2 separate regions of the Homo sapiens genome follow, and region 2 is linked to region 1. A link is a loop called in an ENCODE intact Hi-C map of the cell type or tissue named here. Cell type or tissue: endothelial cell of umbilical vein. All regions are shown on one strand. Each heading gives the region's core, and the rest is flanking DNA. Links, peaks and the distances in the headings are about the cores only.

Evidence for each region. A loop is a pair of places that touch in the nucleus more often than their neighbours do. Peaks named below come from ENCODE experiments on the same cell type or tissue, not always from the same donor. Only the 100,000 strongest peaks of a DNase experiment are listed, where the experiment ranks them.
Region 2: it touches region 1 in a loop (3.0-fold over the local background); 4 of 110 quality-filtered maps call a loop at or near these places.

What each region holds. Positions count from the first base shown.
Region 1 is chr15:55,890,581-55,907,979 of GRCh38, reverse strand. The region is part of intron 5 of NEDD4 (NEDD4 E3 ubiquitin protein ligase); the gene reads left to right. Among named protein-coding and RNA genes, the nearest start is that of NEDD4, 94 kb to the left of the region's middle. RefSeq lists an enhancer at 16,215-16,384. In endothelial cell of umbilical vein, for the core only: a CTCF peak has its summit at 10,076 (motif pointing right); DNase peaks (open chromatin) are centred at 10,149 and 10,569; H3K27ac peaks cover 1,422 bases.
Region 2 is chr15:55,836,030-55,850,859 of GRCh38, reverse strand. It overlaps NEDD4 (NEDD4 E3 ubiquitin protein ligase), which reads left to right. Exons shown (of 29, transcript NM_006154.4): 14 at 118-318; 15 at 1,974-2,054; 16 at 2,285-2,339; 17 at 2,430-2,488; 18 at 3,826-3,891; 19 at 8,697-8,926; 20 at 10,133-10,254; 21 at 10,343-10,413; 22 at 12,256-12,351; 23 at 12,680-12,753; 24 at 13,011-13,071. Among named protein-coding and RNA genes, the nearest start is that of PRTG, 100 kb to the right of the region's middle. RefSeq lists an enhancer at 4,285-4,826. In endothelial cell of umbilical vein, for the core only: a CTCF peak has its summit at 4,550 (motif pointing right); a DNase peak (open chromatin) is centred at 4,559.

The sequences.
Region 1 (17,399 bases), core at 8,589-11,088:
AATGCCAATGGAATATTATGATCGTGACTCAAGGATTAGTTTCCACAGTGGAGTCTGATTCATAGCCTACATATTCCACTAACTGGTACCGTATAACTGGGTGTCTGGATAGAGGCTCAGATCAAGTTTCCTGAAAAGAAGATTGAATGGACAAAGATCTTTAAGGGTATTCAGACAAAAGCCATTTGACTAGCTTTCTTTCAGTTTATCGTTGTTTTATAAAATGACTTCCCTCTAGACTTTATTGTAAGAGCTGGGATTCTCAGACTAGTTCCTGGAGTTTTAAGTAACTGTTTCAGCTAAGAATGACCTTTACTTTTGTAACAAGGCTGAAAGACTGAACCCTCTTAAACAGTCACAGAGCTTACTGGAAACTCAAGTCGTCTTCAAAGCAAATGAGTTTAACAAGTATTTATCAGAAATAGAATATGTGCCTGCCATAAGTGGCAAATATTCTTCCTGGATGTGAAGAGGTTATAATTGAAATGAGACAATGGCATAATCCATAGAAAACAACCAGAGAACAATATAGTATAATATATAATAATGTTTATATACCTACTTCATGCAGGTAAACACCTAAACATTGAGATATGTGATTGCCCATATGATTTAATTACTTTTATCAAGGTAAAACATGTGCCCATTTTAAAAGTCAGATATTATTTCTTTGAAGATTTTCTGTCTTTTTCTCCATGTTTTCTCTTCCTAGAATTCCTGTTAGCCAAAGTTTGCACTTCCTGGATTGACCTTAAAATTTTCTTTTCTCTCCTGTTTTCTGTTTCTTTGCCTCCTTAATCTACTTCTTGGAAGATTTCTTCCAAGTTTCCCCCTTTCTTTAATTTTAAAATTTTGTTTATTTTTTATTTTTATTTTTTTTTATTTTTGAGACAGTCTGGCTCTGTCGCCCAGGCTGGAGTGCAGTGCCGTGATCTTGGCTCACTGCAACCTCTGCCTCCCAGGTTGAAGCAATTCTGGTGCCTTGGCCTCCCGAGCAGCTGGGATTACAGGTACGTGCCACCTGTCTGGCTAATTTTTTTATTTTTAGTAGAGATGGGGTTTCACCATGTTGGCCAGGCTGGTCTTGAACCTCTGACCTCAAGTGATCCACCTGCCTCAGCCTCCCAAAGCATTGGGATTATGGGCGTGAGCCACTGCGCCCAGCCTAAAATTTTATTTTTTATTTATTTATTTTTTAATTATACTTCAAGTTCTAGAGTACATGTGCACAATGTGCAGATTTGTTACATATGTATACATGTGCCATGTTGGTGTGCTGCACCCATTAACTCGTCATTTACATTAAGTATATCACCTAATGCTATCCCTCCCCCAGCCCCCCACCCCACAACAGGCCCCGGTGTGTGATGTTCCCCTTCTTGTGTCCAAGTGTTCTCATTGTTCAGTTCCCACCTATGAGTGAGAACATGGGGTGTTTGGTTTTTTGTCCCTGCGATAGTTTGCTGAGAATGATGGTTTCCAGCTTCATCCATGTCCCTACAGAGGACATGAACTCATCATTTTTTATGGCTGCATAGTATTCCATGGTGTATATGTGCCACACTTTCTTAATCCAGTCTATCATTGATGGACATTTGGGTTGGTTCCAAGTCTTTGCTATTGTGAATAGTGCTGCAATAAACATACGTGTCCATGTGTCTTTATAGCAGCATGATTTATAATCCTTTGGGTATATACCCAGTAATGGGATGGCTGGGTCAAATGGTATTTCTAGTTCTAGATCCGTGAGGAATCGCCACACTGTCTTCCACAATGGTTGAACTAGTTTAGAGTCCCACCAACAGTGTAAAAGTGTTCCTATTTCTCCACATCCTCTCCAGCACCTGTTGTTTCCTGACTTTTTAATGATCGCCATTCTAACTGGTGTGAGATGGTATCTCATTGTGGTTTTGATTTGCATTTCTCTGATGGCCAGTGATGATGAGCATTTTTTCATGTGTCTGTTGGCTGCATAAATGTCTTCTTTTGAGAAGTGTCTGTTCATATCCTTCGCCCACTTGTTGATGGCATGGGCAAGGACTTCATGTCTAAAACACCAAAAGCAATGGCAACAAAAGCCAAAATTGACAAATGGGATCTAATTAAACTAAAGAGCTTCTGCACAGCAAAAGAAGCTACCATCAGAGTGAACAGGCAACCTACAGAATGGGAGAAAATTTTTGCAATCTACTTATCTGACAAAGAGCTAATATCCAGAATCTACAAAGAACTCAAACAAATTTACAAGAAAAAAACAACCCCATCAACAAGTGGGCGAAGGATATAAAATTTTATTTTTAAAGTTCTTTCTTGTTTCTGATGATTTCCTAGTCCTAACGTCCTACTTGTTTTTATGAATACAATCTCTTATTTCTCTGAGAATATTTTACTTCGGGTTTGGTCTATTTTCTTTCTTAAGTTTTGTTTCAGGTCCTATGTTGTCTCTGGTTCCCTTTGGTCCCTTTGCTGTTGTTATTGTTATTTCTCTTTAATACTGGACATTTCCCTCCAGATATCTGTTGTTGATATTTGAGAGTAAGTCGCTATGAAGTTGCCTGGAGGTTCTGTAATTATGTTGGGCTTTTCAACTGGTGGGTTTCACTGTTGGGAAACCCCCCAATTGTTAGTGTCTTCTCTCTGAGGTCAATTTGTTTCTCCAGAGAAGAAACTTCTAATGATTGCCAGTTATGTTTTACAGCCATGGTTAGTGACAAATCAGGAGTGAAGGTGATTCCTTTATATAAGTTCTGCAACTGAGTGAATTCCAGGTAAAATATGTCTTAAAAGTGATATTTACTTACAGAATTCTTAACATGCTGATGATAATTTAATTCATTTGCAGTAAATGAAATGCCTGATTTTCTTTTCTTTTCTTTTTTTTTTTTTTGAGACGGAATTTCGCTCTTGTTGCCCAGGCTGGAGTACAATGGCACGATCTCGGCTCACTGCAGCCTCTGCCTCCTGGGTTCAAGCAATTCTCCTTCCTCAGCCTCCTGAGTAGCTGGGATTACAGGCATGTGCCACCGTACCCGGCTAATTTTGTATTTTTAGTAGAGACGGGGTTTCTCCATGTTGGTCAGGCTAGTCTCAAACTCCCAACCTCAGGTGATCCACCCACCTCGGCCTCCCAAAGTGCTGGGATTACATGCCTGGCCAAAATGCCTCATTTTCATACCTCTGGTCTGACATACCTTGTGTATATTCTAGAAGCATATACACTCCTAGAAAGACTGAAGTAAACACTCTCAAGTAGAAAATGTGGTTTCCTTAACGTATTTCTCAACTTTTTGCATTCTTGGTAATACATTGAAGTGCAAATATGCATACCTGTCACTCAGAAGAAGAGAATCAACCTGTTTAAAATGTGTATGGAAATACGCCGGGTGTGGTGGCTCACACCTGTAATCCCAGCACTTTGGGAGCCTGAAGTGGGCAGATCACTTGAGGTCAGGACTTTGAGACAGGCTTGGCCAGCATGGTAAAACCTCGTCTCTACTGAAAACAGAAAAATTAGCCAGGCGTGTTGGTGCACGCCTGTAATCCCAGCTACTCAGGAGGCTATGACAGGAGAATGTCTTTAACCTGGGAGGCGGAGGTTGCAGTGAGCCGAGATCGAGCCACTGCACTCCAGTCTGGGTGACAGAGTGAGACTCTGTCTCAAAAAAATGAAATAAAATAAAAGGTGTATGGAAATAGAACAAGGAGGAAGAGACCCTAACAGCCTTCTAGTAGAGTTTAATATTGGATGTTCACTGTCACTAGGACTTGAAGCCTCAACTATGATTTTTAACTTGGAGAAAACCTTGATATATTCTTTTCTTTTGAGATGCAGTCTTGCTCTTGTCCCTGGAGTGCAGTTGTGCAATCTCGGCTCTCTGTGACCTCCGCCTCCAGAGTTCAAACGATTCTCCTGCCCCAGCCTCCGAAGTAGCTGGGATTACTGGTGCCCGCCACCACATCTGACTAATTTTTTTGTGTTTTTAGTAGAGATGGGGTTTCACCGTGTTGGCCAGGCTGGTCTCAAACTCCTGACCTCAGGTGATCCTCCCACCTCGCCCTCACAAAGTGCTGGGATTCACAGGCATGAGCCACCGTGCCCAGCCAATGTGTGTATATATATATATATATATATATGTGTGTTTTTTTTTTTTTTTTGAGATGGAGTCTCACTCTGTCACCCAGGCTGGAGTGCAGTGGCACGATCTCGGCTCATTGCAACCTCCGCCTCCCGGGTTCACGCCATTCTCCTGCCTCAGCCTCCCGAGTAGCTGGGACTACAGGCACCTGCCACCACGCCCAGCTAATTTTTTGTATTTTTAGTAGAGCTGAGGTTTCACCGTGTTTAGCTAGGATGGTCTCGATCTCCTGACCTCGTGATCCACCCACCTCGGCCTCCCAAAGTGCTGGGATTACAGGCGTGAGCCACCTTGCCCGGCCCCAGTATATTCTTTTTTAAACCCTTAGCCTTATATTTGTAAAAGTTTAAAACAGCATACTTCATGTGCCACATTTTAGGAAACTGTCTGAGATAGTGATTATATCTCCATATTAGAAATAAGTAGAAAGGCCCAGAAATTTTTAAATGACTTGCTGAAAATCACAAATCTAGCAAATGTCATACTTCAACCAAAACGCAACTCCATTATGTATTTTAAAGCACCTTTCTACTACCACTAGCCAAAAGGACTCTCATCGGGCACTGGGAGAATCCTACAGGATAAAGCTGCTTGGAAAAGATTACTTTGGTAAAAATAGCATCAGAAAGAAAAAAAAGAGTTGTCTAAAGGAAAAATTCCATTTGGGCTGACTACAATCTAATGAATAATGTTTACACTCTGAAGAATGTATAGTCCAGATCAAGTGTTTTCTTATGGCCATTGTTGAGTGAAAAAAAAGTTTAGGGATTATTATTAAACATTACCAGAGAACCAGTTTCTCTCGCAAATATTTCTTTTTATTTATTTATTTATTTTTTATTTGAGATGGAGTCTCGCTCTGTCACCCAGGCTGGAATGCAATAGCACGATCTCGGTTCACTGCAACCTCCACTTCCTGGGTTCAAGTGATTCTGCTGCCTCAGCCTCCTGACTAGCGGCGATTACAGGCACCTGCCACCATGCTGACCTAATTTCTCTCAAATATTTCCTTCCTTGTCTTCCAACTTGTGATTTATAATTACTTTGTTTTTTTCTGATTACTTTTATTGATTAACACATACTTTGTTTTCTGCCTCCTATAACATTGTTTATGAATTTCATCCTTAAGTTCTTTTTATTTAATAAATGTTATAAACTACCTATATTATTATAAGCTAGTTTTTTCCCAAATATTTTAAAACTTTTCGTTAGGGAAAATTTCAAACATACACAAAAGTAGAAAGAATATTGCAGTGAACCCCTATGTATGCCTCATCCCGTTCTAAAATATATCAACATTTTGTTGATTATATCATCCATCTCCTCCTCGCTTCTCCTTTTTTCTAGAATCTTTTTTAAAAAATACATATTGTACCCATAAACACGTTGAAATGCATCTGTGATGGTTAGGAGCCTTTTACATATATAAAGCCACCATGCAGTCGTGACAAAATTAATGGTAAAAGCAACATTAATTCTAAACTGTTTTGGCTAGATAAATCTCTAAGTCACTATGTCATTTTAGTATTGACAAAATTCAAGATGGATACATCTCTTTTGACTTGCATCTGTCTAATTCATCTATTTTCTGATATTCACATCTCTTTGGGATGGAGCATGTCAGTTATTTACCATAGGATTTTCTCTTTCTTTAATCAGATAACTTTTGATAATGCATGGGTTACCAATATAATTGAGGCCTTCCTTTGGAACCTAAAACCAAGAGATTAGAGTTCAGATTTGGAATTTATCATCTAACCACATCTTATCTAAGCCTTAATTGCCGCACTGTATTTAGGGTTCAAACATCTGGGATAGCTACCTTACTCATTCCTAGGCAGAGGTGAAAATGTACTCTATGTTGAAGTAACTCTATTAGTTCCTATTATAGCTTTTCCAAATCCTGGTTTTTATATTTATATAATATAAAATTTATGAAACATTGCAACAGTGTTTCAAGTACTGGAAATTTTATATGTTTGGCAAATACTTGATGCTCAATAAAGAGTAGCTCTCATTATCTACCTTATATTGTTGTGAGAGTGTCTGAAGGCACTGTAAACTGTAAAGTGCCATGATATGTAACATGTAATAATTGTTTTTTATATGTACAAATGGAATCATATATGTAATTATGAATCCACATGAACAGTTAAGTAATGGGAAATGCATGAAAAGAACACATTAAAAAGTCAAGTAAAAATACACAGACCACGAATCTGGGGAAGCACTTCTTCATAAGAAACCAAAGCAAAGATCAAAGTCTGTTTTCAAAGGAATACAGGATTTCTAAAGCCTATTAACAATTAAGCCACAATTCTTTTTACTTATACTCACGAATTTTGATTGGATGTATTCTTAGGGACAGTGTCAACACTGGATGTACTGAAGGAGAACAAAAATAAGAATTATACAGCAAATTAACAGGAGTAAATAATTAGCCAGAAAGTCCTATATGTGGGCCACAAGCCCCACATTGAATATCCAATAATTGGTAGTTCTAAAACGAACTCTTGTTTCTTTGATCCCCCATTGAAAATTTTGACTTATGGAGACGATTTCATAAATGTAAAACATAAAATTGTAGACTTTTTTCTCTTCAGTTTTTAAACTAAAGAATTCACAGAGCTCTCAATAGTTAAGATATCACAAAGGATAAATGCTTGAGGGGATAGGTACTCCATCATCCATGATGTGATTATTATGCATTTCATAGCGTATCAAAACATCTCATGTACCCCATAAATGCATACACCTACCATGTACCCACAAAAATTAAAAATTAAAAAAAGTTAGATACCAGTTTTCGCTAATAGCATTCTTTTTATTTAAATGAGTTTATTATATGTGAAAACATTAAAATAAACATCTTATTTTGTAAAAACCACTATTATAACTTGGTTTTTATCTTACTCTTGATCTTTAGGAATCAGTTCATCTTCTAGCTGTCATCAATGTTTTTGCCTCATATTTTAAACAAAATATTATTAATACATTTGCAATGGGAAATATATCCTAGTGTGCCAATTTATCTTCATATTAAAATGTTTAGTTGGCAGTTGTTGACAGGGTAAAAGCAAAGTAATTCAGCTATTATAATTTTACATTTATATAGTTACTCTTTGAGACATACATAAAAGCTCAATTTTGTATGATTCATATAAGCAACTCAATTTTGTCGGTCTGATAGGGCTTTTATAAAGCTCTCTTATAGCTATCTCTCCCTTTACTGAAAGTAATTATGTATTTGGCTCTTAGGATATTTTTTAACCTTCTGAAGTTAATTTGGGTATGACCCTGGCATGTTATTTATAAATATTAGCAACAGGTGGTAAAATTGCCGAAATATATTATACTGATACCATAATTTTGGAGCAAGCTAGTCAAATCTGTTTACTCCATTTAATCTGAGTTTCCTAAGCTTCACCAGCCTGCAGGGACCAGTAGATACAAAATAACAATTATAACCCAAATTTCACTGACTTAGCTCTTCTCTTCTCATAAAAGATCCCAAGCAGCTATAAAGTGCTCTTCAGTATTTCTGGGATTCCCAGGCATGGCTCCCATGCGCTCTAAAACAAATCCAGTCCTGTGGAGCAGTATTTCCAGGCATATGCAGCGCACCTGTTGTCACCTTGGAGTCCTGCTGTGTCCCACTGGGCTCTGGTTCCTCCTCCTTTCCTTACGATGAGTTCTTGTCCAGAAGCATCCTTAAAAAGCTTATCTCAACCTTTTCTTAGGTATGATGAGCCAAACTAGTTTAAAAAAAAAAAAAGTGGAGTCATGATTCTGAACACAGTGTGGTGTGGGGCATCATTCAGCTTTGAGGACATGTCTGAATCTCAGAGACAGCAAGAACTAAAACTAAGATCTTAAAACCAGAAAGTACTGTTTTACTAAAAAAAATTTCCTACAGCACCACTGTCCAGTTTAGTAGCCAGTAGCCACATGTGGCTATTGAGATTTAAATTAGCTTAAATTAAATTGGATTTAAAATTCAGAACCTCATTTGCACTAGACACATTTCCTGTGCTCCATAGCTACATGTGATCACTGGCTCCTGCATTGGACAGCAGTAGTACAGAACATTTCCATCAGTACAGAAAGTTCTGTTGGACAGGGTTCCCCTAGAACATTAGGTCTCAAGCTGCAAGACATTGATACCCCTGTACTTTCACAATGATCCAGTGTATTGAGGAAAACGCCTAAAGCTGCTGTACTAGGTGGTTATGGCTGAAGGAGTGGAGCCCCATCCCAATGGCTTTATTTTTCTCTACTGGTACCTGCCCTAATGTTTAAGCAAGAAAATACTGGTTTTAAAGGGGTTTGTTGAGTTATTTTCTTAAGCAACAGTAACCCACATCCCCGTTTTTCCTGTTTTCATTGATATGTTATAGTCTTCAGTAAAAATCATATGAGTTTTCAACCCTGGAAAAAATCTTAAAAACTGTTTATAGATCAGCTAAACTTACATTTGATCAGATAACCAGGTAATCAAATTGTAAGAATAATCAGTTTCTACTTCTGAAATACATTTTTAAAAACTAATAAAAGGCTATTCATTTCAAAAAGTAAAACTTTTTATAGAAAACATTTTATTCTGCCACTACATAATGTAGTCTTGTGCCAAGGTTTGAAAAAGAGAGAGAGAGAATTAAAAAGAAGAAGAAAAACTACTTTGGGAATTATTTGATAATTATTTTGTTTGTTGTTTAGAAATATTCTCTGGCCATATGTACAATCTTTACACATACTTCTTGCAGTGTGTTTATTGTACTGAGAAGAAATCTTTGTTTTCACTGATCACTGTGCATCATTTGTGCTTACTACCATTTGTTAATGAATAGGAAAAAGACTACTAAAAATCTAACAAACAGATTTTGCTTTTTAAAGGTCTTTTCTTGGCCAGGTACAGTGGCTCACGCCTGTAAGCCCAGCACTTAGGAGACTGAGATTGGAGGATCACTTTAGCCCAGGAGTTCAAGACCAGCCTGGGCAACAGAGTGAGACCCCTGTCTCTATTTAAAAAAAAATTGTTTTTAATTAGCCAGGTGTGGTGGCGCTTGCCTATAGTCCCAGCTACTCAGGGACTGAAGCAGGAGAATCACTTGAGCCCAGGAGTCCAAGTTGCATTGAGCTACGATTGTGCCACTGTATTTAGCCTGGGCAACAAAGTAAGACCTTGTCTCAAAAAAAAAAAAAAAAAAAAAAAGTTCTTTTTGTGAAATACAAAAGAGCAGAAGATATTATCCCAACTTCTGATAGGGCAGTCTAGGCAAGGAAGACAAAGAACATATATAAGATGTTTTGAAATTATTAAAGAAGGATCAGAGTGTTGAAATTATTGTAAGCATCAAGGCTGCTTGCCCGTGAATTAAGGAAGTTTGCAGGAGGATAATCTCAGTAAAGTCTGTAGACTGAAAACTTTCATAAATCCTGAGTTGTTAACAGTGTTTTCAGGCCCACTAATGCTAGTGTTGTTTAATACATAGAAAAAATTGAATATGAAGTTCAGTAGTTTGTAACTTTTAGATTCATTTACCTTTGAAAATGATTAAAACCGGAATCTGGAGCAATAAATCTAACAACCAAATGATGAGCTAAATAGTGACTTCCAACTATGTGCAGTGTGTTGGTAGGCCTTACACTATATGGAAAAACTTAGGAATTATTTTTAACCTTCCTTTTGGAACATTGTGTAAACATTCTTAGATTATACTTAAACTATTAAGTGGGGTAGTTTTATCTGAATCTAAGTCCACTTGAGTTGTGGATTTCACCTCTCATGGATGTGTGTTTTAATTGTGGGGTAATGTCAATGGAAGATCAGGGTTATAATATCATGGCATTTGAATAATAGAAATTCACGTAAAATATTCTAATCTGTCAAACTTTACCAACTGTGTGCAGATTCCACAGCCAAGGATGGGAGTGTGGCTCATGGCCACTAGAGGGCAGGAAAGGTCAGGAACCGGATGTGGAAGCCTGGGGAAAAGTATAGGGGAAAGCTTGGATCACCCCTTCGTAAGGAAGACAACTTGCCACAACTTGAAGCAAACACAATTCAGTCCCTGAGGCAGGAAAGACAGTAAACGATGCAGGAACATAAGCCACAGTCAAGGCCAGGAGGACACATGGGCAGGGAATTAATAAACCAGTCTGGAGCCCAAACCTTACCAGGCTGTCAAACTGCTGGCAGAAAGCTAAATGTAAGGCCAGGTTGAAGAAGGCAGTCAGATTGCAGGGAGTTGAGCAGGTCATTCGACCCTCACTATTATTGCTCCAAGTTGAACATACTGACCCTTTTGAAATGGGCAAAGTGGGACTTTAAGAATCTAGTGATTGAAAAGTCAAAGGAAATCTGATACCATCTTCTTTTGATATTGCAGCATTTCCTGTCACAACTCCTGATTTAGTTTTGTAATGCTAGAACTATTCCTATTTCCTTCTTGGAAAATTCCCTCCACGTCCTAGAGTACTTCCTCAGGTCTAAATAGCTAATGTTTACAAAGGAAGGATTAAGTAAGACGAAGATGACACAGCAGAGTTTTCCATTAAGACATGCCATATCGGCCGGGCGCAGTGGCTCACGCCTGTAATCCCAGCACTTTGGGAGGCCGAGGCGGGCGGATCACGAGGTCAGGAGATCGAGACCATCCTGGGTAACACAGTGAAACCCCATCTCTACAAAAATACAAAAAAATTAGCCAGGCATGGTGGCGGGCACCTATAGTCCCAGCTACTCGGGAGGCTGAGGCAGGAGAATGGCGTGAACCTGGGAGGTGGAGCTTGCAGTGAGCCAAGATTGTGCCACTGCACTCCGGTCTGGGCAACAGAGTGAGACTCCATCTCAAAAAAAGCCATGTCAATAATCATATTTAATATTTTATAAATTGTATATTCATAAATATATACAAATATATTTATAAATTATCATGTTTAATAATTTAGAATTTATCTTTAGGTCTTAAATAGATAAATTATGTTAAAACTATAAAGGTAAGGCACATTGGGCTATAACAAAGAATAAAAGTTTTCCTTAACATTTCTATATACATGAATAGAATTTTATCCTTTTCCTTTGCAGTTTTTACACAGATTTTAATTATATATGCATATTTGTCCACCATGCATGACTGGAGGCTCCATGATACCAGAAATACCCTCCTGAACTTAACCTGGAGCCTGACTCTAGAAGCTAGTCACTAGTATTTGTTGACCTCAAGGAATTTACCGTCTGGTTGGAGTGCAAGAGAACTATAATACAGATATTAAAAACAGATACAAAGGGAAGTAGAATTACAGAGGAGGAAATTAGCAATTTAGTATCATCAGGTAAATTTTTATTAAAATGGCATTGTGGCCAGGTATGGTGCCTCACCCTGTAATCCCAGCATTTTGGGAGGCCAAGGCAGGTGCATCCCTTGAGGCCAGGAGTTCGAGACCAGCCTAACCAACGTGGCAAAACCCCATCTCTACAAAAAAATACAAAAATTAGCCAGGCATACCGGTGCATGTCTCTAATCCCAGGTACTTGGGGAGGCTGAGGCAGGAGAATTGCATGAACCCAGGAGGTGGAGGTTGCAGTGAGCCAAAATCGTGCCATTGCACTCCAGCCTGGGCAACAGAGTGAGACTCTGTCTCAAAATAAATAAAGACAAAAGTGAATAAAATGGCATTGAGCTGGGTGTGCTGAGTGAGCTTGAGAGGGCAAAATATAGGATCATTGCAGCTATTGGGGGGCTTTTGTTAATAGAAGGCTGCAAGGTAGATTGGAAAAAACAAACTAGAATTCCATGCCAAGGAATTTAGTTTTTCCTCTGGACCAGTATTTTTGAAATGTGGTCCTCACCAGTCTGTAAGATGCCTCGTATAAAACCTACCCCATTGACAGATAGGTTTGTATAATGCCACATGCTGTATCTTGGAATACCACAGTGCACATTAGTAAATCTAAGTTCCTAAAGTTCTGTAGGAAATAAACTTTTGAGCTTGGTTTAACCAAATGTATCCCAATTATATGACCAGCGTTAGATGGCCTGCTCATTTATCTTCAGCTATTAACAATCATTGCTCACTCCTCCTGGTTTCTCCAGACACTGAATAGATACATGTTTCTCAAGGTGTATTGCTGGCCAGATGCATTAGTATCACCCAAGAACTGCAAATTCTCACACATTATACCAGATCAGCAGAATCAGAAATTCTAGGGGTAGAGCCCAGCAATCTGTCTTTAAATAGCCTATCAGGTGATTTTAACACACACTGAATTTCAGCCTGAATCTTGAAACTCTAGATTAGGTTGGGCACAGAGCCTCCAGCTTTCCTCAGCTACCACAGCTTCCTTTTATCCATTTTAAAGTAGTTTCCTGTTTATCTGTTTTAAAATTCACCTTCTCACACTTACTTGTTTTTAAATTGAACATCCAAGATTTTACACAGCTCAGCTCCTTGGTTTCTTAGAATTGAAGGCACTCTATATTTGCAACAGTAGCAGTCGTCTGCTGATTTCATTTCTCATTTAAACTGCAGAGATAATTCTCCAGAGAATGTTAGCGTCCACCTCTTCGAAAGTTATCTTTTCCTTTCCCTAGTAGCTTGGCAGACATTTCTAAAAAGAAAAAAATTAATATCATAATTAGTGCTCAGAAGTGTGAATCTCTATTTTCAGTCGAGAGTGAATACTTTTCTTTTGGAAAGGAAGAGCTTTATCCATTTTAGCAGTTACCTAGCTGTGAGTATTTCCTGGCTAAATTATAACTTTATACCTTAGTTCTCTTGTTATTTTCCTTTGTTCAGAAATATAAATTTGAAACAATGGGATGAGCCCCTCCCTTTTTTAGAGGTGGAAAGAAAGTTGAAACAAATGCAAAACCTTTTTCTCATATTTAGTAGTCATCTAGTTTAGGAGCATACAATATAAATTGCTCCTAAAAATGTTGGATATATTACATTTTAACTTTAGAAATAATTATAAAATCCTATTTATATTTGATACGGACACAACCTCTGATTCCTGTTATGTCTTGCCTGCTTCAGATTCCTTCTTTCCTGTAGCATATTAAAAAATGGTTTGTATTTTTAAATCCTCACAATAAATCATGAATGAAACTTTAGAGCATGTAAAGATAAACTTGACAAGGTAAATCATCTGTTTTCACAAGTCTGTGATAATTAGAAAGTAAGAACTCCAAAGAAATTGAAATTCAAAGGACAATAACTCAAAGTGAAACTGATTTAGAAAGTAGTTTCTCCTGACTTCCACCTCACCCCAATCTGTGAGGTAAAAGCCCCTTTAAAGATGTGAGGGTTTCTAAGGGCCGTAGAATTTCAAGTAGTGTGAAGCTACTATCAAAGAACCAAGTACCGGTGTCTCTTGGTATTTGCAGGGGGAATGGTTCCAGGACCCCACAGACACCAAAATGAGCAGATACTCAAGTTCCTTAAATAAAGTGGTATAAAATTTGCATGTAACCTACACACATCCTCCCATAAATTTTGTCATCTCTAGATTACTTATAATACCTAATACAGTGTAAACACTATGTAAATACTTGTGCTGCATTGTTTTTTAATTTGTATTTTTTTATTGTTGTGTTATTTTTTCTTTTCAAATATTTTTGATCCCGGATTGATTGAATCCACCGATAGAGAGAGCTGACTATACAGTTTATGTCTTATAGTCAGATCTACCAGAAAGGCTAGAGGCCGAGCAAATCACAAACTTAAGACATGGAATGCTTGCTTTATGCAAAGATATCCAGTTTCCAAAGCACTATGATTTTATAGCACAGATTAAATTGTTTATCTAACTCCATTTCCTCATTGACATATAGAAAGATTGACTCAGTAAATTTTGAACTTCTAGGAAAATGTTTTAAATAAGCCCATTATAGTATAAAGCACAGTCAATAAGGAAGTAGGAAAGAAGCAGCTATACAAATGCAATTTTGTTTATTAATAAGATTGGTTTACCTTAGAAAACAGTTAAGTTAAATTTACAGTGATTTTTGTGAGCCTTTTTTCTATCTATATCTAGTATGTAGTATGAATCCATATAGTGTGGATTTTGAGAGGAAGGATGTTCATTTAAAATAATAGTTTTTATTATATTCAGCAAGCAGAAAAATATGGTTTCTTATTTTTAAAATACTATAAAAGGTCTATTCATATAAGTTCTGCTTATTTTTCTGAGACACTCATGTGCGAATATCATGTGTCCAAATACCCACTTTTCATGTGTTCAAATAAAAAAAAATTAAATGTCTTATAAATAGAATGGAAATTTAAACTCCACTTTAAGCAAAGAGGTTCTTAGATAATTTCAATTCAAGTTTTTAATTGTAAAACTTACAATTAAAGTTTTAATTAAAAACTTTAAGTTTTTAATTGTATTCTGGTCTTTTGTGATCTCTGAAGTATTTCTTGATCTGTTAGCTTAATTTAAATAGTATGATTAATAACGGCTTGAACATTTTTATGGCTGTAAATTCTTTCAATTTCTTTTTTTACTGCCTGCCCCAATTCTTGTCTTTAGAATTATATGATCTATACAGAGGAATCATGACATTTGCGCATAGAGGATTTTAATACAGCTCTGTGAAGACAGTTGTTATTAACAATGATTAAGATACTAATACAAATGTAAGCCTCTTGATCTTGAATCTTTGATCTTGATCTTACCTTTGAAGAAAGGTATTTAAACTTATCTGTGCTTCTTGGCTCACTCAGAAAAGTATTTCCTTCTGTAGCATCCAATTAATCACTAAGATCTGTTTCTATCTCAGGTTAGTTTACTGTAATCTTTATTGTTACACAAAATAAAATTATTTTAGATATATATGCAAAATGATAAATACCAGCTTGGTTGAGGCATTGTTTGTGGTAGCAAAAGATTTGAAACCATTTAGATTGTCAGTCTGAATTTAGATTGACAATCTAATTGTCTGTCAATAGGGAACTAGTTAAGGAAATTTTGCTGTACCATATAATAGCATACCATACAACCACCAAAAAGGTAAAGCATCTCTATATATATTGATATGTGAACAAAGTATGAAAGATAATGTTGAAGGGGGGAAAGCAAGCTGCATAACACTATGTCAGAGAAAACTCTAAAGGGATGGATAGGCACAAAAATAAAACAGCTATCACCTTTTGCAAGGACAGAGGGTAAAAATGGATAGCTGGAGGGTAGAAACTGTTTCATTTTCTTTTTGATTTTGTACTCGGTGTATGTGTTACTTATATTTTTAAATTACTTTTTAAAAAATGTTCTTGAAAGAAAAGTGCTGATAGCTAAATCTGAAAACTGAAAAAACAAATTATACTATATCTAATATTCAGGTATAAAATTTATTTTTACTCTTTAAAAAGCATGATTGAAACAAAAAGTTTGATATTACAGCAGAAAACCTTGGCTATCTTGTTGGCCTCTGGCTGTGAAGAAATTATTCTTTCTATAATCCTTTGCCTTTTACAGTAGATTTGCCCTGGAAAATTATTTATAATTCATATTTATTATTTATTTATTTATTTATTTATTTATTTATTTATTTATTTATTTATTTATTTATTGAGTTGGAGTTTTGCTCTTTTGCCTAGGCTGGAGTGAAGTGGTGCGATCTCAGCTCACTGCAGCCTCTGCCCCTCCAGGTTCAAGTGATTCTCATGCCTCTGCCTCACGAGTAGCTGGGATTCTAGGTGGCCACCACCACGCCTGGCTAATTTTTGTATTTTTAGTAGAGACGGGGTTTGGCCGTTTTGACCAGGCTGGTCTCAAACTCCTGACCTCAGGTGATCCACCTGCCTTGGCCTCCCAGAGTGTTAGGATTACAGGCATGAGCCACCGTGCCCAGCCTATAATTCATATTTAATAGAAACTCTTTTTAAAGCAAAGTATTCTTCAAAGTTGTGACACTTTAACTTAACTGTTTTTTAAATTCTGATTTTTTATTACTTTGGATTCTCTTAAAGCATAACATTTAGCTACTATTCATTCTTATTAAAGTTAACAACATTTGACCTCCTAAAATTAGAGCATCTTTAGTTCTAATTAAAGTTTTTACAAAAACAGCAATTTGGATTTTCTTTTTATGTTCTAAAAATTGTTTTAAGAAACTGAAATTCATGTCATTATAATACTAGAAAAGGTATTATTTACTGACTAAACTGTGCCCATTGCAGATAGTCCTGTTTAAAATCACCTGGTGTTCTAAATTCTTTTTCAGACTTTCAGGCATTCTTAAATTACTTATATTATACCAAATGCAAATTTGTTTTATGAAGTAGGCTGCATGCAGTTCAAATATAGGAAATAACTCTTGCAAAGAAATGCTTGATACTCAGAATTTGGAACAATTGGTTGGCTAGGGAAATATTAATGAACATCACAGACTGACTTGCCTTCATAGGAATGAATTTAAAACGATTACTTTTCCTTTGTAAATGGAAAAAGAACCTCTAATTGTCCTGTATTTATAGCAACCATATGTCCCAGACTTTCCAGGATAGTTCCCAATTTCAGATTCTCCATCTTCTTCTGAGACTATGCATATTGACTTTTAGTTTGGAAAATTTTTTCATTTTTCAAATATTGGAAATACAGCTATTTGGGATCATTTCATTTTATGTAGAAGTGAAGAAACTCATTTCAGATCATTGGCTTTAAATAAGACACTGTTGCAAGAAATATTTAAAATGTAGGTACTTGAGACAAGAAAATTCTCACCATGTGGGATTTTTGTTCTTTTGTTCCCAAAGACAACCAATGAACAACAAATATAGAGCAATAAAAACAGGTGATTTTTTTAGGGAGATGGGATGGGATGAGTTTTCTTTCTGTCCCTCAGTGACCAGGCACTGCCTCTCCAATGGAGATGAAAGCTGTAGGGAAGATTGTAAGAGATTTTAGGAAATAAGCACAATAAGCACATGAAAAGATGCTCAATCTCATTGGCTGCCAGGGAAATGCAAAAAGCCACGATGGTATACTACGTCACACCCACTAAGAAGGGTATTGTCATAAAGACAGGTCATTGTTGGTAAGAAAGGGGAGGAATTGAAATCTTACAGTGCTGATAGAAATGTAAAATGATGCAGCAACTTTGGAAAACGGTCTGGCAGATTTTTAGCAAATTCTGTTCCTGAGTATATATCCAAGAGAAATGAAAACATATGTTCGTACAAAAGCTTTTACTCAAATGTTCATAGTGGCATTATTTATAATAGCCAAACAGTTGAAACAACCCAAATGTCAATCAA
Region 2 (14,830 bases), core at 3,019-5,518, 52 kb after region 1:
AGAGTCTCTTTAATGGAGGGTGTGTATTCTATTTGCAGGTTAAGTTACCTTTTTAACTACATCTATTTGTGAGTTCTCTCTATAAAATATTACAATATGATTTCATTAATGTGCTAGGCCACAGTGGAGACCAGTCAGCTGACCTCAAGCCAGAGTTCTGCAGGCCCTCAATCACAAGCCTCCACCAGTGATTCAGGCCAGCAGGTGACCCAGCCATCTGAAATTGAGCAAGGATTCCTTCCTAAAGGCTGGGAAGTCCGGCATGCACCAAATGGGAGGCCTTTCTTTATTGACCACAACACTAAAACCACCACCTGGGTAACTTTGATACTTTTCCATTTAAATTTATAACAACAATAATCATCTCTTATGTATAGTTCCTTAAAATCTTTAAGTATGTATTAGTATAACCTATGTTTCCTAATATTCATTGAAAGGTATATTGAATTCTTAATAATATTATTTGTATTCAGGAGAATGCTTATGCGTCTTTTTAATATTGTTTTGGATTATGATGGAGATATTCATGTTTACTTCCTATTTCCAGTTTTTAGCTCACTAGCCATAAATGCTTAAGAAGATACATAGGAATAATCCTTTGCTTTTATATGAGGCTTTATAGCTCCAAAGCACTTTTGAATCCATATCTCATTTAATATCAAAAAAACCTTGTGAGGCTAGGTAGAACAAGTATTTTTATTTTAAGATAAGGCTTAAAATTGTTTAGTGCTTGGCTTACTACTAATAGAAAAATTACCTAAAGGCCGGGTGCAGTGGCTCATGCCTGTAATCCCAGCACTTTGGGAGGCCGAGGGGGGAGATCACGAGGTCAGGAGATGGAGATCGAGACCATCCTGGCTAACATGGTGAAACCCCGTTTCTACTAAAAATACAAAATAATTAGTCAGGCATGGTGGCGGGTGCCTGTAGTCCCAGCTGTTCAGGAGGCTGAGGCTAGAGAATGGCATGAACCCAGGAGGCGGAGGTTGCAGTGAGCCAAGATCGCACCACTGCACTCCAGCCTGGGCAACAGAGCGAGACTCCATCTCAAAAAAAAAAAAAAAAAAATTACTTAAAATTAGCAGCAGATGAATATATTTTAATTAATTATTAAAAGACCAACATAGCTTAAATAATACTAAACTTATTTAATAAATTAATAATATTAAAATAATATATATAAATTAAACCAAATAAATTTAATTTTGTTCTCTTTTTTAACATTCTGAATTGGCCTTTGATAACCTTTTTGGGCTTACCTTCCTGTTATTCAAAAATATTAATCGACCCTTGAACAGATAGCTGGCAAAATGCATGTTCTGGGGCTTAGAAATATCATGTGGTCCAGGGCCAGGCACAGTGATCCCAGCACTTTGGGAGGCCAAGGCGGGTGGATCACCTGAGGTCAGGAGTTCGAGACTAGCCTGGCCAACATGGAGAAACCCCGTCTCTATTAAATATACAAAAATTAGCTAGGCATGGTGGTGCATGCCTGTAATCCCAGCTACTCAGGAGGCTGAGGCAGGAGAATCCCTTGAACCTAGGAGGAAGAGGTTGCATTGAGCTGAGATGGTGCCATTGTACTCCAGCCTGGGCGACAAGAGCGACACTCCACCTCAGAAAAAAAGAAAGAAATATCATGTGGTCCAATTTAATGTCCTACTCTTTCACCAGTTTTTACATAGAGAAAAGCCCTATATAGTGACACATTTCCTAAAGAGCGGGGCAAAAGAAATGACCAGTTAGTGGTGATCCCTGAGAACTGATCGTTATTCCTTTTGATATTATAGCCTGACAGTGATAGATTTTAGAAGGAGAAAATATTGTGTCACATATTTAGGAAATAAAGTATAAATTGACTTTTACAAGAGAATATTTTAAATATCCATTGATGTTAGAAAACATGGTAACAGACTGACTTTGATTATTTTAAAATTTGTGTGTATTGTTCTTTATTTACTCTACCAAAAAAGGAAGATCCAAGATTGAAAATTCCAGCCCATCTGAGAGGAAAGACATCACTTGATACTTCCAATGATCTAGGGCCTTTACCTGTAAGTGTATAGAAATGCTAACCCATCTAACTTGGCTATCTCAAATATTTTGCATTTTCGGGTATAGTATTTCTTTATCATCTATAATTAATGTTATTATTAAAATGTTGATACCTTCTAAGAATGGAATGGAATATGCAAGTTAAATTAACCATACAACCAGTGCTATTTTTCTATCCATTCATCTACGCCCCTCTCCTAAAATAATTGAAATACATTTTTAATTATAGCCAGGATGGGAAGAGAGAACTCACACAGATGGAAGAATCTTCTACATAAATCACAGTATGTGCAGTGCGATTTTTCATTATGTTATTTTTTGTAATAAATTTTATGTGTGAGAAAGTACATCTTTTTTCTTTTTCTTCCCTTCAGATATAAAAAGAACACAATGGGAAGATCCTCGGTTGGAGAATGTAGCAATAACTGGACCAGTAAGTCTCTCTGCCAGTGTGCTCTGATGGGACTGTCCGCTCACCTGTCTCTTCAAGAGCAGATAGTCACGGGCATAACCCTACAGGCATTGAGAGGAAAGCACATTGGCCGTTCTCTCCTCTCCCCCATTTCCCATACTCCAAGTCTCAGTTATTTGAAAAGATTCTATAACGTCATTATCCTTACCCTACGCAATAGCAGTGAGGGGACAAGTGAGCCAGACAGTCAGAATGCTAAGGCAGTGTGGGCTGCTGAGCTCAGGCTGGTGCCTCCCACTGTCTGAACAAGAATGATGACAGTCCTCCACAAATCAGAGAGGAGCAGAGAGTGTATGCGGATGAGGAAGCAGCAGCACCCTATCCACTCCAGGGTCATTCTTAAATTTTTTTATAGAAATCAAGCCAGGCTCACACCTGTAATCCCAGCACTTTGGGAGGCCAAGGCAGGTGGATCACCTGAGGTCAGGAGTTCGAGACCGGCCCGGCCAACGTGGTGAAACCCTGTCTCTACTAAAAATGCAAAAAAAATTAGTTGGGCATGGTGGCAGGTACCTGTAGTCCCAGCTACTTGGGAGGCTGAGGCAGGAGAATCACTTGAACCCAGGAGGCGGAGGTTGTGGTGAGCTGAGGTTGTACCACCACACTCCAGCCTGGACAACAGAGCGAGACTCCATCTCAAAAAAAAAAAAAAAAAAGGAAAAAGAAAAAGAAATCATTGTAAATGCCCAGTATGTAAGACACATCCACACTTAAGTATAAATATTACCACGTATGATAATTGTACTACTCTTGAGTCAGATTGATAGGAAAATTATCCTTTTTTATAGCTGCTTTTTCCATTTTATTCAGATTTTGTTTTCTAATTCATAAAAATAAATAAAACTGAAGATACCGTTTTTTATTACTATTTACTGTCTCAACATGTAGTCCTTTAATGGCTCAAAAAGGCAACTCCTTGGAGTTCAAGGAAAAAGTACGCTTTTCACATTGTCCCTTTAATGGAGAAATCACTTTGAAAGTCTCTTTAGAAATGGAAATTTTTGTTTCTAATATTTCTCTACCTGGAAGAAATTTCCTATTTCTGGCATGCTGCATTTTAAGAATATTGCATAATGAAAATTACAGCCATAGGAATTGCTGAATACAATTTTATCTTAAACAGAGAAATTAAATATTTTAAAGTTTAAAGTTTTGTATTTGTTTTTCTTCTAATTAAACTTTTCTTTCCAAATATTTTTCTTTTAATGCCCTTACGTTCATAAAATACAACAAATAAAAATTGTTCCAGAATAAAAACAACCTAAACTTCTTTATTTTTCCAAAATTTCCAACTAAAGGCAGTGCCCTACTCCAGGGATTACAAAAGAAAGTATGAGTTCTTCCGAAGAAAGTTGAAGAAGCAGGTTAGTCATGTTTATAATAAATACTTAAGAGTCATCAATATATAGATGGAAAGTAATGGGAAATGTTTTTTACAGTAATAATTTGTTCTATATTTGTAACAACTTTGAGTGAACAGTTTTTCCTAGAGAAAGGATGCTCATTTTTTGAGTAGCTGTGATATATCACTACAGACCATAATTAGTTTATGTCTTTATTTTTCAGTATATTTTATAATATAGAAAAATGGCATTTAAAGTTTGCTTTCCAGAGCTCTAACCTGGTGTATCCCTGTGGGGTTTATGGGGCTTGATCTTTGTAGAATCTGAGCAAGAGTGGGTCAGGAAATTATCTTCTGGCCTAGTCTTTGACTGTGTTGGAGGACGGTCTGGATTTTTTTATGACTTTGTTGTTTTCCAGCGAAAGTCATTCATTCTCTACGGCTTCAAATGTAATGTCTCTGCATAATTTAAAAATACAATCATGAGTGGAACTGTGCTCTTGTGACTTGTCTCCTTATGCTTATCAGTTATGTTCACTACACTTTTTCCCATCGCCACAAATGCAATATGTTTGGAACTAAACTCATCATCTGGCCATCTGTTTCATTCCTGGTTTTGTTTACTAGTTTTAACGCCTCTCTTACTTGCTCATCCTGTCCTCCTTTGCCTGCAGTTTAGGAATACTACCACTAGGTGGCCATATTGGGTTATACTTTCTTGCATTCTAAGCCAGAAGCTGGCTTTCACAAATATTCAAGATGGTGGGTGGGCCACCTCAGAGTTTCACCCAAATTTTTAGCAAAAAGAAAACATGATAGTTTTTTTAGTGTAAACATTTTATGCCCTAATAAAATCCTTAAATATCATAAACTTTCTAAACTCATTTTTAAGGATAATTTTGTGGGCCAGGTGCAGTAGCTCATGCCTGTAATCCCAGCACTTTGGGAGGTCGAGGTGGGTGGATCACTTGAGGTCAGGAGTTCACGACCAGCCTGGCCAACGTGGTGAAACCCCCGTCTCTACTAAAAATACAAAAATTAGTTAGGTGTGATGGCGCACACCTTTAATCCCGGCTACTCCGGAGGCTGAGGCAGGAGAACCGCTTGAACCCAGGAGGCAGAGGTTGCAGTGAGCCAAGATCGCGCCACTGCACTCCAGCCTGGGCAACAGAGTGTCTCAAAAAAAAAAAAAGAAAAAAGAAAAAAAGAATAACTTTGTGTCGAAATTTCCCTGGAAATTTGTTTTCTACTTCTAGACTTTGGGATTTTAAATGTTTACTGATTTATTGTTCTGCTAAATATTTTCATTGTTAATGAGAATACGCTGGAGGAATAGAAGCACTAGCTTCTCCATTTGCCACTCTGAGTGGTTGAAACATGTTGTAGTATCTAATTATTAATGTCTTCCAGGCAGCAGGAGATGGGAGACAATGCCATTACAGGCCTCAAAATACAAAAAAAAAACCATGATAAAAGCAATTATATTTGTTGATCTCTCATTGCATACCAGGCGTTCTTCTTAGAAGTTTACATATGTTATTCATTTAATGTCTACAATAACTCTGTAAGGAAGGGACTACTATTACCTTTCACAGATGAGGAAACTGAGGCACAGAGAGAATAGGTAATGTGATCAAGTCCCATGGTTATTAAGTAGAAAAGCTAAGTGGTCTAGCTCCAGATCCCATGTTCCTAAGCAACATGACATGTCATATTGGTGACTAAGAGAATTAAGAGAGAAATTAATTAATTTGTATGGAAATTACCCAGAATGCAACAAAGGTATGTAAGGGGATAAACATATAAAAGAAAGGTTAAAAGACATGAAGTCACCCCAGAAGGAGGGGACCAAGATCATGAAGAGGAGAAGGCTAAGAATATGAATTCTCACATTAGTAAAAAGGCCCAAGCAGTACTTTAAAAATAAAATCTGTATCTAGACACATCATAGCAAAAGAGCAGAACACTTAGAATGTAAGAACATGTAACACCAAAACAGAAATAAAGAATATTAAAAACACCAGGTGCAGTGGTTCATGCCTGTAATCCCAGCACTTTGGGAGGCTGAGGCAGGAGAATTACTTGAGCTCAGGAGTTCAAAGCTGCACTGGGCTATAATCATGCCACTGCACTCCAGCCTGAATGACAGAGCAGTACTCTGTCTCAAAAAAAAAAAAAAAAAATTGAAAACCGGTGCTTGAAAGCCGTGCACTGTCTTTAACCTTTTCCTCTTCCTTATCCTCAACATCTTGTAGTTAGGAATAATGATGGCTAATAATTACCATATGCCAGATACTGTTTAAGCATTTTTAATGCATGGAGTTGAAACAACTCCATGTGGGTAGCTATCATTATTATTATCCCTATTTTATAGATGAGGAAACTAATCCTTAGAAAAGACATGTAACCTGCCCAAAGTGTCACTCCTAGTGAATGGTGGAGTCAATAACACAGGACCAGATTCCAGAATGCATGCACTTGTCTACTACTCAGTTCAAACACTGAAGTTCTCTTGTACCCCCCTCTTCTTCCACTACCATTGCTCCTTCACAGGTCCCTCTGTCTTCTCTCACTCAGCTATTCCAGGGGTCTTTAACTGACCAGTGTGCCTCTTGTTTCTCCTCTTTAAAACCACCCTTTACACCCTGTCCCGTCAGCTTCTGAGAACCCAGCAATCTGACCGTGTGGCTCCCCAACCCAGAAACTCTCTTCTTAACTGCATTCACACTGTCCACCCTCTGGCCCCAGACTACTTTTTTGCATTTTTCCCCTATAATCCCTGCCTTCTTTCCCTTCCTCTCCCTTCTTCTCCTTCTGTGCCCTCTAGGTATTAAATATATCAGACCTCTCATGTATGCTGTTCCTCCGTCCTTCCCTCCCTTTCTCTGTCTAAAGACTTCCTCTCAAAGCCTTCTTGATTGCCTCATTTGAAGTCAATAGCTCAGTCTTTTATGCCCTGCAGAACATTGCTTCCATCTCTATCATCAGCAATTGTCCTCCTATTTTAAGTCTCAGAATTAGCATCATTTACACTTGTTTTTCACATATACGCCAGATGAGAAACTCCTTGAGGAAGCAAGGACATCTTACCCTATGTTTTTATTCCCTTTATTCCCCATCGTTGGCCCTACTACAATACCACCTGGCCCAGAGTAGGCCTTTGATAAATGCTTACCTGCACCAGCTGCCTAGTATCCAGTCTAAAGTTGCTGTTCTGCAAGCTTACCATTTTTTTAATGACATAAGCAGTATAGGAAACTGCTCATATCATGCTTATATTGCTTATATCAACTGCTTACATTATTATGTTTCTATAGGGCTTTCCATTTTCCCTAAATAAATTGAGAATGAAATTGATTTTTTTTCCTTAGAGCTAACCTTCTTTTTTGGAGGTGACAGAATATTGATGGCATGTTTTCTCTTACTGGTTTCCCCTGGAAATTTGCCCATGAAGTACTGAGGAATAAAATATTTAGATATATCTTTTGTAAAATTTACAATAAGTTCTGCCTAAAGCATAGTTGTGTACATTTGTCACATAAGCAAAGAACGTACAAAAGATTAGTGAGGCAATGTAGCTCCATTAATTAAGAGCACAGACTCAGGAGCTAAGACTTTCTTAAGTCGTCTTCTTCAGTTTTATGTGTAAAATGAAGACAATAATAGTAGCTTTCGCATAGTGTTGTTATGAGGTTAAACACGTTAACCTGCCATTCCAGGGTACCCATGCCTGGCTGTTTTAGTCCGTTTTCATGCTGCTGATAAAGACATACCTGAGACCAGGCAATTTACAAAAGGAAGAGGTTTATTGGACCTACAGTTCTACATGGCTAGGGAGGCCTCACAATCATGGCAGAAGGCAAGGAGGAGCAAGTCACATCTTACATGGATGGCAGCAGGCAAAGAGAGAGCTTGTGCATAGAAACCATTAGATGTCGTGAGACCCATTCACTATCATGAGAACAGTGCAGGAAAGATCCGCCCCCATAATTCAATCACCTCCCACCAGGTTCTTCCCATGACACATGGAGATTGTGGGAGTTACAATTCAAGATTAGATTTGGGTAGGGACACAGCCAGAATATATCACTGGCACAGTCTGTAAATGTCACCATCTGTTAATGAGTGAAGCAAGATAGACTCCAGGGAGGAAAGTAGAGGTAGGGAAAAGCCTGAACAGACAGGCACAACAGCTAGCAGGCAGTGGCTATCCTACAGGTCACAGAACGGTGTTCATTGGAACTTAATATGAAAAGGACTGTTAACGAAATGCCTTCATGGGGGCATTACCATCACCATCAATTGCTTCTTTAGGCCGGGTGCCATGGCTTATGCCTGTAATCTCAGCACTTTGGGAGGCCAAGGCGGGAGGATTGCTAGAGCTTAGGAGTTTGAGACCAGCCTGGGCAAGATGGCAAGACCTCAAAAACTTAAAAAATTAGTCAGGCATGATGGCATGCGCCTGTGGTCCAGTTACTTAGGAATCGGAAGCAAGAGGATCACTTGAGCCCATGAGGTCGAGGCTGCAGTAAGCCATGTTCACGCCACTGCACTCCAGCCTGGACTACAGAGCTGTCTCCAAAAACAAAAGCTTCTTCAGATGTAAAGAAGTCTATATTACTAAGTGATTAAAGAAAATGCAGAAACTGTCTCATACCATAGAGGAAACCAAGACAATATACCTAGTTGTGTTTTCCCTGAGTATATTACGTAAGGAAAAAGAGACTTGGACACAGGGTGTAGAGGGAATGTTATAACTTTATGAGAGATGGGTTTGTTATTATGTTGAACTGATTTAAACAGTACGTCTCTCCTCTGGATTTTCAGAATGACATTCCAAACAAATTTGAAATGAAACTTCGCCGAGCAACTGTTCTTGAAGACTCTTACCGGAGAATTATGGGTGTCAAGAGAGCAGACTTCCTGAAGGCTCGACTGTGGATTGAGTTTGATGGTGAAAAGGGATTGGATTATGGAGGAGTTGCCAGAGAATGGTTCTTCCTGATCTCAAAGGAAATGTTTAACCCTTATTATGGGTTGTTTGAATATTCTGCTACGTAAGTACCTTTACAATGATTATCGGCAGAAAAAGAAAAATCACTGTTTTAAAAGTAAGAGTCGGCCGGGTGCAGTGGCTCATGCCTGTAATCCCAGCACTTTGGGAGGCCGAGGCGGGCGGATCACAAGGTCAGGATATCGAGACCATCCTAGCTAACACGGTGAAACCCCGTCTCTACTAAAAATACAAAAACTTACCCAGGCGTGGTGGCGGGCGCCTGTAGTCCCAGCTACTCAGGAGGCTGAGGCAGGAGAATGGCGTGAACCCGGAAGGCGGAGCCGAGATCACGCCACTGCACTCCAGCCTGGGCAACAGAGCAAGACTCCTCTAAAAAAAAAAGTTACCATTTTAGCCATTTTAAATATACAATTTAGAGTCATTACATACATTCACATTGTTGTGCTGCCATCCCACTATCCAACTCTAGAACTTTTTCATCTTCCCAAAATGAAACCCTATACCCAGTAAGCACTCGCTCCCCATTCCCTGGCAGCCACCATTCTGCTTTCTGTCCCTATGAATTTGACTCCTCGGGTACCTCACATAAGTGGAATCATTCAATATTTGTCTTTTTGTGACCAGCTCATTTCACTTAACATGATGTCTTCAGGGTTCATCCATGTTGTAGTATGTATCAGAATGTCCTTCCTTTTTAAGGCAGAATAATATTCCATTATTTTTGCATATAATGCTTTGTTTAGGCTGGGCGTGGTGGCTCATGCCTGTAATCCCACCACTTTGGGAGGCCAAGGCTGGTGGATCACAATGCCAGGAGTTCAAGACCAGCCTGACCAACATAGTGAAACCCTGTCTCTACTAAAAATACAAAAATTAACCAGGCATGGTGGCGGGCGCCTGTAATTCCAGCTACTTGGGAGGCTGAGACAGGAGAATCACTTGAACCTGGGAGGCGGAGGTTGCAGTGAGCTGTGACCGTGTCATTGCACTCCAGCCTGGGCGAGAGCAAGACTCCATCTCAAAAACAAACGAACAAACAAAACTTTGTTTATACATTCATCTGCCAAAGGACATTTGGGTTATTTCCACTTTTTGACAGAAATTACTATTTTTAAAACCATTAAATCCAGTGGAGGAATGTGGTTCTAACAGTGGTAAACAACTCTTAAAGGAGGAAGATTATTTGTAATTATTTGTCATATTAAAGTTTTTCAAATGAAGTATTTAAATGGGGTTGTCTTTACAGGGACAATTATACCCTACAGATAAATCCAAACTCTGGATTGTGTAACGAAGATCACCTCTCTTACTTCAAGTTTATTGGTCGGGTAGCTGGAATGGCAGTTTATCATGGCAAACTGTTGGATGGTTAGTATTAAGTATAAACTTTTTACAATATAATTACCTGTTTTCTTTCACTTGGTAATCATCCTAAATGTATTTGGTTTTTTGCAAGGTTTTTTCATCCGCCCATTTTACAAGATGATGCTTCACAAACCAATAACCCTTCATGATATGGAATCTGTGGTATGTCTTTTTCACTTATAGTATAGACGAAGTATAATTTAACAAGCAGCTTGAACATTTTGAAGAATTTGCTTTTAATGACATGGAAATTAATATATTATCATGTTTCAAAATACAAATGAACTTTTTCCTCAACATTTTATTATGAAAATTTTCTAACATATAATAAAGTTGGAAGAATTTTACATTGGACAGTTGTATATCAACTACTCACAATTGCTTTTTTTCTAGATTTACTTTATCACATACCTATCTGTCTATCCATCAGTCTGTCTTAGTTTCTTCATGCATTTCAGAGTAAGTTATAGATAACATTAAACATCCCACTAAATACTTCAATAGGTTATACCAAGTTATATGTCTTTTGAATCAGTATTTGCATTATGATCTTTTATGATGAATGTTATATATATATATATATATATATATATATATATATATATATATTTTTTTTTTTTTTTTTTTTTTTTTTTGAGACAGAGTGTCACTCTGTTGCCAAGCTGGAGTGCAGTGGCGTGATCTTGGCTCACTGCAACCTCTGCTTTCCAAGTTCAAGCAATTCTCTGCCTCAGCCTCCTGTGTAGCTGGGACTACAGGCGCGCACCACCACACTCAGCTAATTTTTGTATATTTAGTAGAGACGGGGTTTCACCGTGTTCACCAGGATGGTCTCAGTCTTTTGACCTCGTTATCCGCCTGCCTCAGCGTCCCAAAGTGCTGGGATTACAGGCATGAGCCACCGCACCTGGCCAAATGGTGTATATTTTTTAAATGGCAGTCGAAAGGCAAAGCGTTATGGTTAGGTTCCTAGAAAAAAACAGAAGCCCAAGGATTAAACCCCGGACTGTAGCCGTGTTGTTTCCTGTGCTGCTGAATAGCCTCACACAATGTGTGTTCACATGAATTCCAGGGCATCTTCCTTAGTACCAAGTTCATTTTTTATTCTTTTCTTATTACATATTAACAGCACAAACAGTGTGATTCTTTATAAATCATAAGATTGCACAGTTACTTGAGTTGGTTCATTGAGCCTCTATATTTATTAAGAGATTTTTCTTTAACTCGGGCTGGGTATAAACAATGGCCTCCTCATAGCTACTTAAACATTTCACACTTAGTGCCGGACACAGGGGTGTGCAACTGTAATCCCAGCACTTTGGGAAGCTGAGGCAGGTGGATCACTTGAGGTCAGGAGTTTGAGACCAGCCTGGCCAACATGGTGATACTCTGTCTCTACAAAAAATACAAAAATTAGCCAGGCGTGGTGGTGCGCGCCTGTAGTCCCAGCTACTTGGGAGGCTGAGGTAGGAGGATCACTTGAGTCAAGGAGGTCGAGGCTGCAGTGAGCCACAGTCGCCCCACTGCACTCCAACCTAAGGGACAGAGCGAGACCCTGTCTCAAAAAAAAAAAAATTAAATTAAAAAATAAAAATAAAACATTTAACACGAAGTCACATAGGCATATGAGGAATGTGCTAAGTGCTCCTGGATATCCAGAGAAGTTAGGTTTTATCTGAAAACTTCTGTATTCATTCCTTTAACTGGATGATAAAATCTGTACCTCCACTGCTTCCACATAAACATAGATTCTAAACTTTTAAGTAGGCACCAATTGATTAATTGATTGATGCATTTTTACTCTTGCCCTTACCTGTCATCCATCTCTTTTTGTAATACACACACATACACACATACATTTTTGTTTATATATGTGTGTAAGTAAAGGATGTCCATCTGACCTCTCATCTTTTACCCAATTATTCAGACCCTCTACATACTGTTTTTTGCAATTTCAGGTGTGTTATAGATACAAATTTTAAATATGTAATTTTTCCCATCTAGGATAGTGAATATTACAATTCCCTAAGATGGATTCTTGAAAATGACCCAACAGAATTGGACCTCAGGTTTATCATAGATGAAGAACTTTTTGGACAGGTTTGTGAATTTTGATCAGTTAAAATGGCACATAAATTGTGAGACAAATGTTTAGATGTTAATACGTACACTTAATACATTCCTAGGCTCTGTTTTTACATTCATTTCCCAGTAACAAAAGCTGTCTCTGAGCAAGAATTTGTACTTTCTTTAACATTTGACTCGTTCCATATTTATTTTAGTAAAACTAGTATTTTAAGTTTTCTTAGTTTTTAACTTTTGACTGGACTTAATTTAAAACACCAAGTTTCTCGTATAACTACAATATGTATACTTTTTAAATTTTTCTCGCTAAAATAACATATCAAGTTATTGTGTTTAATTTTAGACACATCAACATGAGCTGAAAAATGGTGGATCAGAAATAGTTGTCACCAATAAGAACAAAAAGGAATATATTTAGTAAGTATTTTATTAGTATGTATTTTATTGGATATAATTTTGTACTTTATTCCAGAAAGACTCTTCTTACCATCTTTCTCTGTCCCCTTGTCCAGAATCTCAGTGTTCTTTTTCTCTATCACAATGCAGTAGCAAGCACTCATATTCAGCTTTTACCTTGGTCTCAGCTAGCCTTTAGTTTTTGTTTCTAACTAGAATAATTGTGCCTCAGAATTTTGTCTTGGTTCACATGAAAATGAAATGTTGTTTCTTTTTAGTCTTGTAATACAATGGCGATTTGTAAACCGAATCCAGAAGCAAATGGCTGCTTTTAAAGAGGTATTCATTTTCTTTTATTTGCTCTTCCATAATGTCACAGTATAACCTATAAGTTTCAAATATTAGGCCTCATCACATCTGAGAAAAATAAGTATATGGCTTGTTTTGTGAAATCATTCTAAATTATATTTTTATATTAACTAAATATTCCATTCAGTCATTCAAGAAGTCTAGACAATAAACATGGACAGGTCCCCTTTCCCCCAAGCCTTTTCCCTATTCCATTCTCTTCACTTTAGGACAGCAAAAGAACAAGAGTGCTTTAGGGATAGTATAACATATTGTTTGTTTTTCTAAATAGGATCACCTTACACATTTTGTTTTGTGACTTACTTTCTTCTTTTTTTTTTTTTTTTGAGCGCGGAGTGAGTCACTTTGTCGCCCAGGCTGGAATGCAGTGGCGTGATCTCGGCTCACTGCAACCTGCACCTCCCAGGTTCAAGCAATTCTCCTGCCTCAGCCTCCTGAGTAGCTGGGATTACAGGTGCCCGCCACCACGCCTGGCTAATTTTTGTATTTTTAGTAGAGACATGGTTTCACCATGTTGGTCGGGCTGGTCTCAAACTCCAGACCTCAAGTGATCCATCCACCTTGGCCTCCCAAAGTGCTGGGGTTACCAGTGTGAGCCACCGTGCTCGGCCTACTTTCTTCTTTTATCAGATATTTATTAGGGATATTTACATGTGACGACATATAGCTGCCTTTCTTTGTGGCTATATTTTATTCAGAATATAAATTAAAAAGTTACTTAAATTTTTCCAATTGGTAGACAGATTGTCAGAGCACTCATTTCTTAAGCTAACTTACAATCTTCTGTTAAATATGTATCTGGCTGGGCATGGTGGCTGACGCCTAAAATCCCAACACTTGAGGAGGCTGAGGCGGGAGGATTGCTTGAGCCCAGGAGTTCGAGACCAACGTGGACAACATAGGGAGACCTTATCTCTATAAAAAATTAAAAATTTGGGCGCGGTGGCTCATTCCTGTGATCCCAGCACTTTGGGAGTCCGAGGTGGGCAGATTGCCTGAGGTCAGGAGTTTGAGACTAGTCTGGCTAATGTGGTGAAACCCTGTCTCTACTAAAAATACAAAAAAATTAGCCGGACGTGGTGGCGTGCACGTGCAGTCCCAGCTACTCGGGAGGCTGAGGCAGGGGAATTGCTTGAACCTGAGAGGCAGAGGTTGCAGTGAGCCAAGATTACGCCACTGCACTCCATCCTGGGCAACAGAGCGAGACTCCGTCTCAAAAAAAAAATTAGCCTGGTGTCATGGCATGTGCATATGGTCACAGCTACTTGGGAGGCTGAGGCTGGAGGATCACTTGAGCCTGGGAAGTCGAGGCTACAGTCAGCTATGAGCTATGATGGCACTACTGCACTCCAGTCTGGGCTACAGAGTGAAACTTTGTCTCTAAAGTGTGTGTGTGTGTGTGTGTGTGTGTGTGTGTGTGTGTGTGTCACATACTTTTTCATAAATTCAGTATTGAGTACTATGTGTATGGTGCTGTACCAGGCCAAAAGACATAGGTCCTGTTATTAAGGTATGTATGATGTAAAGAGTGAAATGAACAGAGGCAAGCATAAAGTGCTAGGTGAGCACAGAAGAGAAGTACAAACCAGGGAGGGGCAAAGGAAGGGACAAAGAAGGACTAGAGGGATTGGCCAACCATGGAGAAGAGGGAAATGCAGTTCTAAGCAACAGGAGCAGCGTGTGTGAAGTCTGGCAATAAGGTAGGCTGTACCCACAGGCAGTTGAGTAT